Regions from separate parts of the Homo sapiens genome. Here all the other regions are linked to region 3. Evidence: chromatin contacts called from ENCODE Hi-C or POLR2A ChIA-PET data. All regions are on one chromosome and are shown on one strand. Each heading gives the region's core, a stretch centred on a gene start or an enhancer-like site at or near the end of the contact. The rest is flanking DNA. Distances are from core to core; before and after follow the strand shown.

What was found. Hi-C counts contacts between places; a loop is a spot of excess contacts on that map. ChIA-PET counts read pairs that join two places held with the same protein, here RNA polymerase II (POLR2A). Pooled maps may share reads with other maps.
Region 1: a loop to region 3 is called in a pooled map, with 15 times the contacts of the local background. The contact joins the promoter of IL15 here to the promoter of SMARCA5 in region 3. A Hi-C loop is called at or near these places in 4 of 37 single-sample maps with no recorded cell type and 11 of 50 pooled maps.
Region 2: a loop to region 3 is called in a pooled map, with 9 times the contacts of the local background. The contact joins the promoter of SMAD1 here to the promoter of SMARCA5 in region 3. A Hi-C loop is called at or near these places in 2 of 37 single-sample maps with no recorded cell type and 11 of 50 pooled maps. POLR2A ChIA-PET finds 5 or more read pairs at or near these places in 1 of 52 experiments (T-cell).
Region 4: a pooled map shows a loop between it and region 3 (2.8-fold over the local background). The contact joins the enhancer-like site here to the promoter of SMARCA5 in region 3. A Hi-C loop is called at or near these places in 1 of 168 maps with a recorded cell type or tissue (naive thymus-derived CD4-positive, alpha-beta T cell) and 9 of 50 pooled maps. POLR2A ChIA-PET finds 5 or more read pairs at or near these places in 1 of 52 experiments (naive thymus-derived CD4-positive, alpha-beta T cell).

What each region holds. Positions count from the first base shown.
Region 1 is chr4:141,635,224-141,638,274 of GRCh38, forward strand. It overlaps IL15 (interleukin 15), which reads left to right and starts at 1,360. Exons shown (of 8, transcript NM_000585.5): 1 at 1,360-1,525. RefSeq lists an enhancer at 1,273-1,362.
Region 2 is chr4:145,480,566-145,483,303 of GRCh38, forward strand. SMAD1 (SMAD family member 1) reads left to right here and starts at 1,288. Exons shown (of 7, transcript NM_005900.3): 1 at 1,288-1,473. RefSeq lists silencers at 1,057-1,186, 1,357-1,516, 1,857-1,916, 2,007-2,106.
Region 3 is chr4:143,512,345-143,515,192 of GRCh38, forward strand. It overlaps SMARCA5 (SNF2 related chromatin remodeling ATPase 5), which reads left to right and starts at 1,358. Exons shown (of 24, transcript NM_003601.4): 1 at 1,358-1,757. The coding sequence starts at 1,581. It overlaps SMARCA5-AS1 (SMARCA5 antisense RNA 1), which reads right to left and starts at 2,493. Exons shown (of 2, transcript NR_104027.1): 1 at 2,101-2,493; 2 at 1,128-1,881. RefSeq lists enhancers at 789-838, 859-948, 979-1,048, 1,079-1,448, 1,739-1,798 and 1 more.
Region 4 is chr4:142,415,030-142,418,082 of GRCh38, forward strand. All of the region lies in intron 5 of INPP4B (inositol polyphosphate-4-phosphatase type II B), which reads right to left. Among named protein-coding and RNA genes, the nearest start is that of INPP4B, 430 kb to the right of the region's middle. Within about 2 kb of position 1,727, at least 5 of the 41 ENCODE cell types and tissues checked have a DNase peak (open chromatin) inside an H3K27ac peak, as active enhancers do.

The DNA of each region.
Region 1 (3,051 bases), core at 110-2,609, 1.9 Mb before region 3:
TATATTCTTGTGGTGAGATCCAAACCAGCTGCAGTCTTGCTCTCCCAGTGCATGCTCATTCTGCAAATCAGAGCTTCAATGTATTGCTATGAAAAATTCTGACTGGTCTTGAAATCCATTGACACCATCACAAGAAAATTCAACATGACATCGTCATGAACAGAAATGGATGATGGCTTCATATTCTTAAATATAATTTCCAACTATGGTGAAATTTTGAATGGTTGTAAAAACTGTTTTTGCATTTTTATACCTCACTTATTTTGTTAATGGAGACTATCTAGAGTTTGATGTAATTCTCATCAAAAAGTCCATCAGTAATTATTTCAAATATAAAACTGATATCAAAAAATTGAGTTAATGAAAATAAACTCAAATTTTTCATAAAAATATGAAATTATATTATACGGAACTTTATGTACATGGAAAGTGAATAATTTCTATTATTTTTCTATTTGATATTTATCATATTTATGTAATTAAAAACATAATTAAATTTTAAACTAAATTAAACTGCGCTCCAGGAAGACATCATTTTCTCTGAACCATGACTCTGAAAATTTGGAAAGCACCGTACAAGAGGGATTTTCAGTGATTCACAAGAGTGCAAGATTCTGCAAAGTACTTTCAAAACTAAGCGTGAGATCTTTGCTACTGCCTTTATGGCATGCAAATCACTCAGCCTCAACTCAGTTCCTTCCTCCAATGTAAAAATACTACAAGAACAACATCTCACGCTTCCATCAAATGGGACCATGTGTGATATTTTACACTGGACTACACAATAGGCTGGAAAAGTGATCCGCAGAGAGGCTCATTGCTCTAAGTTCACTCCCTGTACCAACTGTCTTGCACAAAGCTGCCACCCGGGTGTCTTCTTCCAACATTTCCCCTAGTTGGACTTCAAAGTTTCCTTCTTGCAGCCTGTGCGGGGACCAAGAGGCCGGTCTAGAGTAGCCGCCCAGCATCCAGATCCGACATCCTTTTCCCTTTCCTCAGGAAGACTTGGATGCGCGCCAGCCCAGCCCGGGTCTCCAGGTTCAGCTGCGGAAGCTTCCCACATGGTGCCCGTCGCTTGGGATGCGGCTATCCTTGTGCCTTCTCTGCAGGTGTCCCGGCAGGTAGAGGAGGAGACCGGTGGCTGGTGTTCCTGCAGGGCGGGGCTGGGGCTCCTCGATGTCCTTGCGCTTGCCCTGCAAGTTCTGCGCCCCAGGCCCCGGCAGGGACGGAAACAGGCCGGGAAGCAGTGACACCTGGGGCAGTCAGTCATCCAGGAGCCGCCGCCACCCGCCCCACCCCCAGTCTCCGCGGGAGGTGTTTGTCTTCGCCTATGCTCCCGGCTCTTTCTCTTTCACTTTTCTTTTCGCCAGGGGTTGGGACTCCGGGTGGCAGGCGCCCGGGGGAATCCCAGCTGACTCGCTCACTGCCTTCGAAGTCCGGCGCCCCCCGGGAGGGAACTGGGTGGCCGCACCCTCCCGGCTGCGGTGGCTGTCGCCCCCCACCCTGCAGCCAGGACTCGATGGAGGTACAGAGCTCGGCTTCTTTGCCTTGGGAGGGGAGTGGTGGTGGTTGAAAGGGCGATGGAATTTTCCCCGAAAGCCTACGCCCAGGGCCCCTCCCAGCTCCAGCGTTACCCTCCGGTCTATCCTACTGGCCGAGCTGCCCCGCCTTCTCATGGGGAAAACTTAGCCGCAACTTCAATTTTTGGTTTTTCCTTTAATGACACTTCTGAGGCTCTCCTAGCCATCCTCCCGCTTCCGGAGGAGCGCAGATCGCAGGTCCCTTTGCCCCTGGCGTGCGACTCCCTACTGCGCTGCGCTCTTACGGCGTTCCAGGCTGCTGGCTAGCGCAAGGCGGGCCGGGCACCCCGCGCTCCGCTGGGAGGGTGAGGGACGCGCGTCTGGCGGCCCCAGCCAAGCTGCGGGTTTCTGAGAAGACGCTGTCCCGCAGCCCTGAGGGCTGAGTTCTGCACCCAGTCAAGCTCAGGAAGGCCAAGAAAAGGTACCGCAGCTCCCCACTTCCTAACTGCTCCCGTCCCAAACTCATTGTGGGCCGGTGCAGATGTCTGTGCGTGCGCGTCTATCCCTACCTTTGCAAAATCAAATTATCGCCCTCTTCTTTGCTTGCACACGTCTTCTGGGAGAGAAATTTGCAGGAATGGTCAGTGCTTGGCAGTCAGGCCTGGGTCTGTATTGGTTCCAACTCTGCGCCAGCCAGTTATCTCTTAGAGAAGCGATAGTGTATCTAGAATGTCGAAGGAACTTGGAAAAAATACGAGCGAATTTCACTGAAATAAAATCATTATTCAAGGTGGCTTTTAAATGAAAATCCAGCCAATTTTTTCAAGTGTTATTAAGACCGCATGTAGCAAGGGTATATAGTTCATTTGACTTTATGTAATTCCATGCATTAAAAACTATGTTGACTTCAAAGTATGTCTAAACCAAACTAATTCTTAAATGATGCTTACAACAGATTCTTAAATAGGATGAGTCAGCAATTTCAAAACTGGAAGTAAAGTGGTGGTCACCAGCTAGTTTCCATTATATATTTTTAAACTACTATCTAATATTATGATACTGGTGGTGGCCAACTAAGTGGACGTCATCCTTATCTTGTCAGTGTGGTGAAAGAGGCCATATTAGCTAGGCTGAATTTTTGCTCAGGTATTACAGAATAAACTGGTGATTATGCATCCTGCCATGTAGAGGTTATAAGGTGAACCATTCTACTGAAAGCATCAAGATACAATACACTTTTGGAAGGCCGAGGCGAGAGGATAGCTTGAGACCAGGAGTTCCAGTTTATAGTGAGCTATATGATCTGCCACTGCACTCCAGCCTGTCAAAAAATAAATAAATGAATAAAAAAGATATAATACAGGTTAAATTTTTAAACTCCTGTTGTTTTCGTGTGAAGTAATGTGGCCAACAGAGCAAGGAAATACATGGGAAGGAACATAAAGACATATAAAGAGAAGAACTGAAAATACAGCAAAAGCCATTTAGATTTAAAAAGTGAAGAAAAAGCTAGTTTTGCTTAAAGTTAACA
Region 2 (2,738 bases), core at 38-2,537, 2.0 Mb after region 3:
CAATGTGTGGTCTGTCTTCTTTCCCTTCACGTTTTGAAAGGTTATCCATGTAGCATGCATCAGTATCAGTACTTCATTCCTTTTTATGGCTGAATAATGTTCTCTTGTATGGGATACTTTATACTATTTATCAAGGGAGGGTTTTCAACAGAGGAGTGGCCTGATCCGAGTGGCATTTAACAAGGTTCACTTTCCTGTTGTTCTAAGGAGCAGAGAATGATCAACTGCGTCAAACGCTGCTTTTAGGGAAAATAAGATGAGGCCCACGAATTGACCAGTAAGTGCTCAAATAGGTTAAGGGAAAAAGGAATTTAATTAGAAGACATATTCTGATATACATTGCTGGGAGTGATTTTTTTTTTTTTTTTTTTGCTTCATGTGAAATTTATTCCTCAAAAAAAAATCATTTTTTCTAAACGTAACTCAACATTATAGTAATTATGCAAGATTTTATGCAGCTTCAAGAGTTAGCCAAGAGAAAAGTTGACTCTTGCAAGAAGATATTTTCAATGTCTATGCAGATCAGGTAGGTAAGAGTTAAGTGCGGGGGAGTTGGCATCATCTAAAAGACTGTAGAAATTGGACCAAAAATGTGGAGTTCTAAAGCAGTATCTCCTTATGGCATGCCATTATTTGGAGCAACAAGGTTACCTACTCGAATCACTGGATCCTGAGTTGACACAAAACGCATCTGTTGACTCAGGGTTTGTATAACCACGTGCAGTATTTACTAGGCTATCCAATTCTGGGTACGTACAACTTCTGGGGCCTGCAAATTATTGGAGAGTGAGTGAGGGGCAACGAAAGATAGACATAAAAGGGCGCGTCTCGAAAGGTAACTGTCAACATGCACTCCACGTTTATAGAACGATTCAGTGGGCGCGGTGGAAGCGTTAATGAACATTTCAGAAAATAAACATATGGAACATCGAAATTCACTTGCAGATAATGGACTAAGTCCGCTCCACCGGGACTAAAAAGGCAGGGTTAGGAAAGCCTGAACGCCGCCACACTGTTTTTTCTCCAGGAAGAAACGGGGCGTGGGGCTGCCGGTAGAAGGGGGTGGCTCCGGCCGCTCCCCCGCGCCGTCCTCCGGCCCCGGCCGCGCTGCGCTCACGCCGGCCGGGCCGGGAATTTGGAGAGGATCCCTGGTCGCGCGGCAGCGGCGGCGGCGCGCGGGTGAGCGGGTGAGCGTGTGAGCGGGCGGGCGGGCAGGCGAGTGCGCCGGGTATTGGCAGCTGAGGAGTGGAGGCTGGGCAGCTCCGACTCCCTGACGCCAGCGCGACCAGATCAATCCAGGCTCCAGGAGAAAGCAGGCGGGCGGGCGGAGAAAGGAGAGGCCGAGCGGCTCAACCCGGGCCGAGGCTCGGGGAGCGGAGAGTGGCGCAGCGCCCGGCCGTCCGGACCCGGGCCGCGAGACCCCGCTCGCCCGGCCACTCGTGCTCCCACACGGACGGGCGCGCCGCCAACCCGGTAAAACGAAACAGACCCGAACCGAACTTTCCCTTCATGCCGCGTCCCAGCCCTCCCCTCGGCGCCCCGGGCTTTCCAGCGCCGCCGCCGCCGTCTCTGCACGCGTGGGGCCGCCGCGGTCGTGCTGGGCTGGGGGCGCGGGCAGCGGCGGGAAGGGGGCTCTTTCTGCGCGGGGCGGGCCGCGACCCCCCCCCCCCATGATGGCGCCTCCCGTCTGCTCGGAGGAGCGAACCTGCTACCACGTCTTCTCGCGCCCAGCCCGCCGGGCTCCCCTGGTGTCTTTGTTGGGTCTTCTGCTGTGGGAAGCCCAGTTCCCGGGCCCCCGAGCCTCGGCTCCCGGGCCTGACCGCGCTGGGATCTCCCCGGCCGCGCTCCCCTTCCGCGCGCTCCTCACATCTCTCCCGTGCTGCCGCCGGGCCGAGGCCCGTTCGCGTGGCCCGCGGACCCATTGTGTCCCCCGCGCCGGCGGGGCGACCCCTGCGGGAGCTGGAGGACGACCGCTGGCGCTGCTCTCCAAGGCGCCTGGTGGAGCGGGTCTCGCGGGCGGGGGACCCCGGCGCCCCGGGCCCCTCCACATCCCGCACGGGTTTTCTTCTCGGCCCCAGCAAGCCTCTTTGGGGTCGAGGTCAAGGAAAGTTCGCACCGAGATCCCCTCTAATTTATTCAAAGGTTTGGCGGCGGCGCGTAATTTTTTCCCCCTCTTCCGCCTACACCCGCTGCGTCTCCTGGTGTCTCGTTCCTTTCCCTTTACCGGAGTCGATTGCCTCACTGCATGTGTATTCGTGAGTTCGCGGTTGAACAACTGTTCCTTTACTCTGCTCCCTGTCTTTGTTAGTGTTTCTCGGGGTTGTTTCTGTAGGAAGGTGGGGGTGGTGGGCGTGAGAGACAGATGTGGGCTTGTTTTTCTAGTTGCTGAAACTGTATGAAGGCTTTAAAGGGAGAACGTTTTCTTGATGTGCTTTAGGAGGGGAGGAGGAACAAATGCCTGCCAGATCTCACAGCTACAGTAGCTGAGCTTTTGTTTATTTTGAAGAGCATGCAATTTTTAAATACACGGTGCAAGATAACCAGTAAAGGCGCGTTCCTTCTGAAAATTGAGGCCGGTCTCAGAACCATCTCCTGAGAAAGCATCCTTTTCGTGAGTGCTGAGACAACTGTCCTTTTTCTCTGCCCTCCCCCCTCTTTTCTTTCCATTGTATCTGAAGTTTCAAAGTACGTGGAATGATACAGAAGTTGCATGATTTCTGTTATTTCTTCCTGTTGCT
Region 3 (2,848 bases), core at 108-2,607:
ATTCATCTTTGCATATATCCTTAGACATTTCCTTATAGTCTAAGAACTAGCATTTCTAGTGGAGTGGGGACATTTTTCCAGATGTCCATTTAAGAATTATCATTCCATTAGTTAAAAAATTTGCAGGCTATATATTCAAAGGGGATCCCTTCTGTTTGGAATTCAACATAACCAGTTAGCTCAAACCTCAACTCTCGAAAAATGTGTCTCCTTTACTCAACAAACATTTAGAGAATACTGAATATGAGGAATAAAAAAAGATAAAAAAGACCCTGTACTGGGCAGGTAATCTACTGTAGTATGCAGATTCGTTATCAAACAGACTACAATGTATTTAAATTTTGTAGGCGATGAATGCACAAGGCCCTTAAGCTGCATTGAAGGCTGCCTAAGGCAGTATACAAAATCAGTGCTGAATATTTGTTAACACTTAAGGAGAATGTACGTTTTAATTTTCATGTTTGATGCTTGGGGAAAAGATTACATCGCACCACCTATCTTCCCCATATATTGATTATTCGTGTTTCTCACTTCCATGGTAGTGTGCACGTTATTTGCTTAACTTTGGCATATAAATTCAGAAGAAATATCATTTAACTCTGTGCCTAAGGAGGGTATTTAGAAATAACCGACGCAGCTAACATGAGAAGGCAAAAAAAAAAAAAAAGAAAAAAGAAAAAAATCACACTAACGGACTTTTTTTTTTTTTCTAACAACAAAAAACCGTGAGACTTCACTTGGGGTAACCATAACGTCGTCAAGGCTGTGGCGTCACGCCTCTAAGCGGATACGGCAGAAGTTTTGGGGCCAGACACAAGACTTCCAAGTTTGAATGGGCAGCGCAAAACCCAGACAAGTTTTCCGGTAGTGCCGCCAACCCCTGTCAGGCACAGAAGACACAGCGAGAACCGTGAGCCGTTACGAAAGCCTAAAACACTGAGCTCGCGTCCTGCCAAGCAGCAGGCGCACAAACCTACACCTCCGAGCGCTCCCTGGAGGTCCCGCCCACTCTTCTCTCCCGAGCCGGCTAGAGATCTGGAAGAGGGCGGGCCAAGGGTGAGGAGGGCAGTATGCGCATGCGCGCTCAGGACCCAGTCAGTGAGCCAATAAGGAATCTCGCGAGTGTTGAAAGTCGGTGGCGTAGGTCGTCGTCCTGGATGCTGGCGAGATAGATGTTATCTTCCAGAGGAAGAGGAGGAGGCGGCGAAGCGTTTTCCCAGCCTCAGTCTCTCTTTCGTTTTCCTTTTCCCTTCCCCCAACCCTCCGCCCTTCTCTAAATCAGCCGGCCTTCCTTGACCTCAGTGACCCGTCTGGCCCCGCCCACCCTCGTCGACGTGATTCCCGCCGTGAGGTAAGCGCCGGTGGAACCTAGAGCCCCGCGGAAGAGCAGAACGTTTGGGAGTGTGCAGCTCCTGGGCCCGGCTCAGGCCCGTCGCGGAGGCGCGGCGCAGGGGAGCGCTCGGGTGGGAGTCTCGCTCCTCCACCAGTTTATTGCGACGTAGCATCCAGGCCTAGGCCTCCCCGTCCATCCCCGCCGGACTCGGGCCTCTGGCAGCAGCGGGTGACGCAGACGGAACATCATGTCGTCCGCGGCCGAGCCTCCGCCACCCCCGCCTCCCGAGAGCGCGCCTTCCAAGCCCGCAGCCTCGATCGCCAGCGGCGGGAGCAACAGCAGCAACAAAGGCGGCCCCGAAGGCGTCGCGGCGCAGGCGGTTGCGTCTGCGGCCAGCGCTGGTCCCGCAGACGCCGAGATGGAGGTGAGGGCGACTTGCGGCATGGGGAGCGGGTGCAGCGGGGAGGAGGAGCTGGCTCCCTCGCCGGATCGTGGCGATCGGACGCAGAGCCGGGTTTCTCTCTCTGCACCAGACTCAGCTTCACACCCTGTGGATACGAAATGATGCTCTCACTCTTGCTCCCTTGTTCTTACCCTATTCGAGCTAAGCAAAATGGATTTCTGGCTCCTCACATTTAAATTATTTGTCTCTTTCGTGAATCCTGACAAATATTTGAACGCTCTCAGTGAACAGATGTTCTTGGTTACCGTGGCCCGGGGGACCCATCGTTTTTTTCCCACTAGACTCCCATAATTCCCTCTCCTACCTCTGAATGTGGTTTTTAGTTTCCACCAAACTTCGGGGAAGGGCGAGGAGATGACCCCTTAGGAGCGGGATGCACGGGCGGGGTGAAGGAGGCATTTAAAAGCAGCGCGTCCGAGGACTTGGGCCTCCTTTTCTTCTTCCCGGTCCTTGCAGGGGCGGTATCTGTTGTGGGCAGAAACAATGGCGAGAGCTGGATGGCCGAGTGCGCAGTGGGGATAAGCGGGGCGCAGCTGCTTCTGTGAAGGGAGAGAAGGCCCCTCCCAGGCACTATTCCACTGGAAGGGAAGCAACCAAGGCAGCAGCAGCTGTCTCGGATCCCCCGTCTAATTTAGGGGGGATGAATAAGTGTAGGAATGAATTAGAGAACCAGGCGCAGTTGGTTGGCTCTCAGTCCGGCACTTTTCTCTTTTTGGCCTCTGGCCTTAAGAAAAAAAAAAATTAGTACCACTCGCTGCCGAGACTTATGGGTTTGGGTTGGGCAGGGGATGCTGACAGTACTGAGGGGGCTGGAAAGATGGGGGAAGCTGCCAGGCGGGTAAATTGGATATGCTTCCAGGCTTTGCATCTGGGAACAAAGTAATTGCTCCTTCCAATTTTTATTTTCTTGGCCTTCGACCTGTTTTGAGATATTTTGTGAGTCGGAGCCCAAAGATTTCTGGGATTTTCCTATCCTTAGACAGAATGAAAGTAATACTGCTCCGAAGATGAGTCTTGATGCAGAATCATTATACAGTAAGAAAATGGTAGCG
Region 4 (3,053 bases), core at 477-2,976, 1.1 Mb before region 3:
GCGGAAAAAGAAATGCAAGGAACCACCTTAATTAAGCCTTTTACCACCCTTTCTCCAGGAGCTGAGGTGGCACCATTTTTTTGAACAACTACCACTGATATGGGAGCCAATAGGATTTCTGTCCAGTACAAGCATATGGCCCATGAGTGGATTCAGCAGTGCACATAGGTTATTGGGGAGGGGCTGCTTCCCTGACCTACCTCTGAACCAAAAGATGAGGCCAGTGTAGCTGGTGGAGAAAGGTTACAGGAAGGGTGGCAGGAAAGTCAGGGCTTCAGTTACCAAAGGTGGATGGCTAAGGGGAGTGGACTCAAGATGGCTGGACTCCGAGTGAATGCACAAAATGGTGTCAGGCAGAAAAGACACATGAAAAAATGCTCATCAACACTGGCCATCAGAGAAATGCAAATCAAAACCACAATGATACCATCTCACACCAGTTAGAATGGCGATCATTAAAAAGTCAGGAAACAACAGGTGCTGGAGAGGATGTGGAGAAATAGGAACACTTTTACACTGTTGGTGGGACTGTAAACTAGTTCAACCATTGTGGAAGTCAGTGTGGCGATTCCTCAGGGATCTAGAACTAGAAATACCATTTGACCCAGCAATCCCATTACTGGATATATACCCAAAGGATTATAAATCATGCTGCTATAAAGACACGTGCACACGTATGTTTATTACGGCACTATTCACAATAGCAAAGACTTGGAACCAACCCAAATGTCCAACAATGATAGACTGGATTAAGAAAATGTGGCACATATACACCATGAAATACTATGCAGCCATAAAAAATGATGAGTTCATGTCCTTTGTAGGGACATGGATGAAGCTGGAAACCATCATTCTCAGCAAACTATCACAAGGACAAAAAACCGAACACCGCATGTTCTCACTCATAGGTGGGAATTGAACAATGAGAACACATGGACACAGGAAGGGGAACATCACACTCTGGGGACTGTTGTGGGGTGGGGTGAGGGGGGAGGGATAGCATTAGGAGATATACCTAATGCTAAATGATGAGTTAATGGGTGCAGCACACGAGCATGGCACATGTATACATATGTAACTAACCTGCACGTTGTGCACATGTACCCTAAAACTTAAAGTATAATAAAAAAAATAGTGTCAGGCAGGTATTTAGGAGTTTGAGGGAGAATAAAGAAAATAGGGGCCTGGAATGTTGTCTTGAGGAGTTGACAGTCTTCTGAGGGAATTTGTTTGGGCAGGAGGTAGCAAGCCGACAGGGAGGCAGCTGTTCAATCCAGATGACTTCCCATACAACACACTGACTCATGGTCTGGGTTTTACCAAATCCTGAGCATGCTTTCCCAAACCAAAATATTCAGGAGAATTGCATTGTGCAGATGGTGGTTGGTTAAGGGCTTGAATTTTAGGAAATGATGTCTAAATTAAGGTTAAAAATTATTTAAGTAATTTTTTTTCCTGAAAATTTGTTTGGGCTTAATGGCTATGTGCTATTGCTCAAATGCCAAATATTTTACCAGTAGAATTAAATTATTAAATTGAAGACACATAAAAAGACAGATTAGGAAGTAAGAGGAATAGGGAAGAATGAGAAAAATAGATGGTTCTAGGGGCATAATGAGCTTCTCATTTTGTTGTCTCCATCTAGATCATCCTTTGGGCAAGAACCAGTTTTGAAGTGCTTAAAGAAGATAACTCCAGTTTCGCTTCAGTCATCAATCATGTGTGATTCTGTGTAGGCAAAAGACAATCTCAATATTCATTTGACTAACTAGGGCTTTGAGGGTGTCGATTCTTCTGTCATAAGATAGTTGACTCACAGGAAATAAAACAAGCTTCATACAGATAAGCTAAAGCTAGAAATGACTAGTGATCCAGGATATAAGAGAAGGAGGAGTTTATAAGTGAGAAAGTAAATCTGGGCTGGCTGGAAAGCAGAGGGTCTAATTACTTGGAGCAAAATCCACCAATTCAACAGTTTGTGAAAGCAACCGAGATCAGACAACTTCGTGGGAAAGAGTAGTTCTAAGAGGATCAGTGTTTGAAGGAAAAAAGAGCATACTTCTCAGAATATTTGGGATCTCCAGGGAGAGCAGTTCAAATGAAAGCTCAGCAGAGTGGCTGCTAGCTCAAAGTAGAAAGCTTCAGAGCCCTAGGCATACAGGAAGTTTCAGAACAGAAGAGTAGTTTACACTACTCAAATTAAATTAAAAAGAACCTCTTCCGGGATGCACTGTAGCCTAGGCAAGATGAGAATATGATGCACCTTCCCTTCTGTTTAAGGTCTTCTTGGCAGTTCTTACTTGCTCTGCCTTCCAAATTGCCAAAAGTTGAGGGCCATAGATTCAGTCCTGACTGTGTGATTTTGGGTTTGTTACGGAGTCTTAGTATCTTCATCTGGGAATGGGGATGATAATTATGTTTATTCTCACTTAGTGCTTGTGTGGATCCAATTAAATAAAATGTGTGAAAAAATGTATTAAATTCCTAACAATGTATTAGTAATATACTTCTCAATTTCATCTATATTAGCTCAAACAACTTGCAAAATAGGAATTATTATCTGCAATTCACAGATAAGGAATCAGAGTTTCAGGGACAGAAAGGGATTAACCCAAGATAATAATTAGAATAATACCATTGGAGAATCACTTATACATCTAGCACTATTCTTAGTGCTTTAGGAATGCTGTCTGATTGAGTTTGCAAAACGACCCAGGAATGATGAATTTTTCAGGATTTTTGAGGCGGTATCAGGATCCAAAGGCTCTCTCAGGCTGGCAGTCCAAATACCAGCCTGGCCCTGACTTCCCTCACGGGCACATGTTGTAAGCTAAAATTTAAGCTCAAATCTCCTTATGTCAGTCTATTTCTATTATTTCAGTTGTCTGTTCTTGTTGTTATTTGTATATGTCTGTTCTTAAAAACATTTCTGCAAGAAGATTGGTTGCTTCTTTGATGCTGTCATAACATAGGAATCTTCAGGTTACATTGCAATAATTTTGGCTCCCCAATTCTACACAGGTATGCAGTCAACAGATACGCAGTCTAATTAT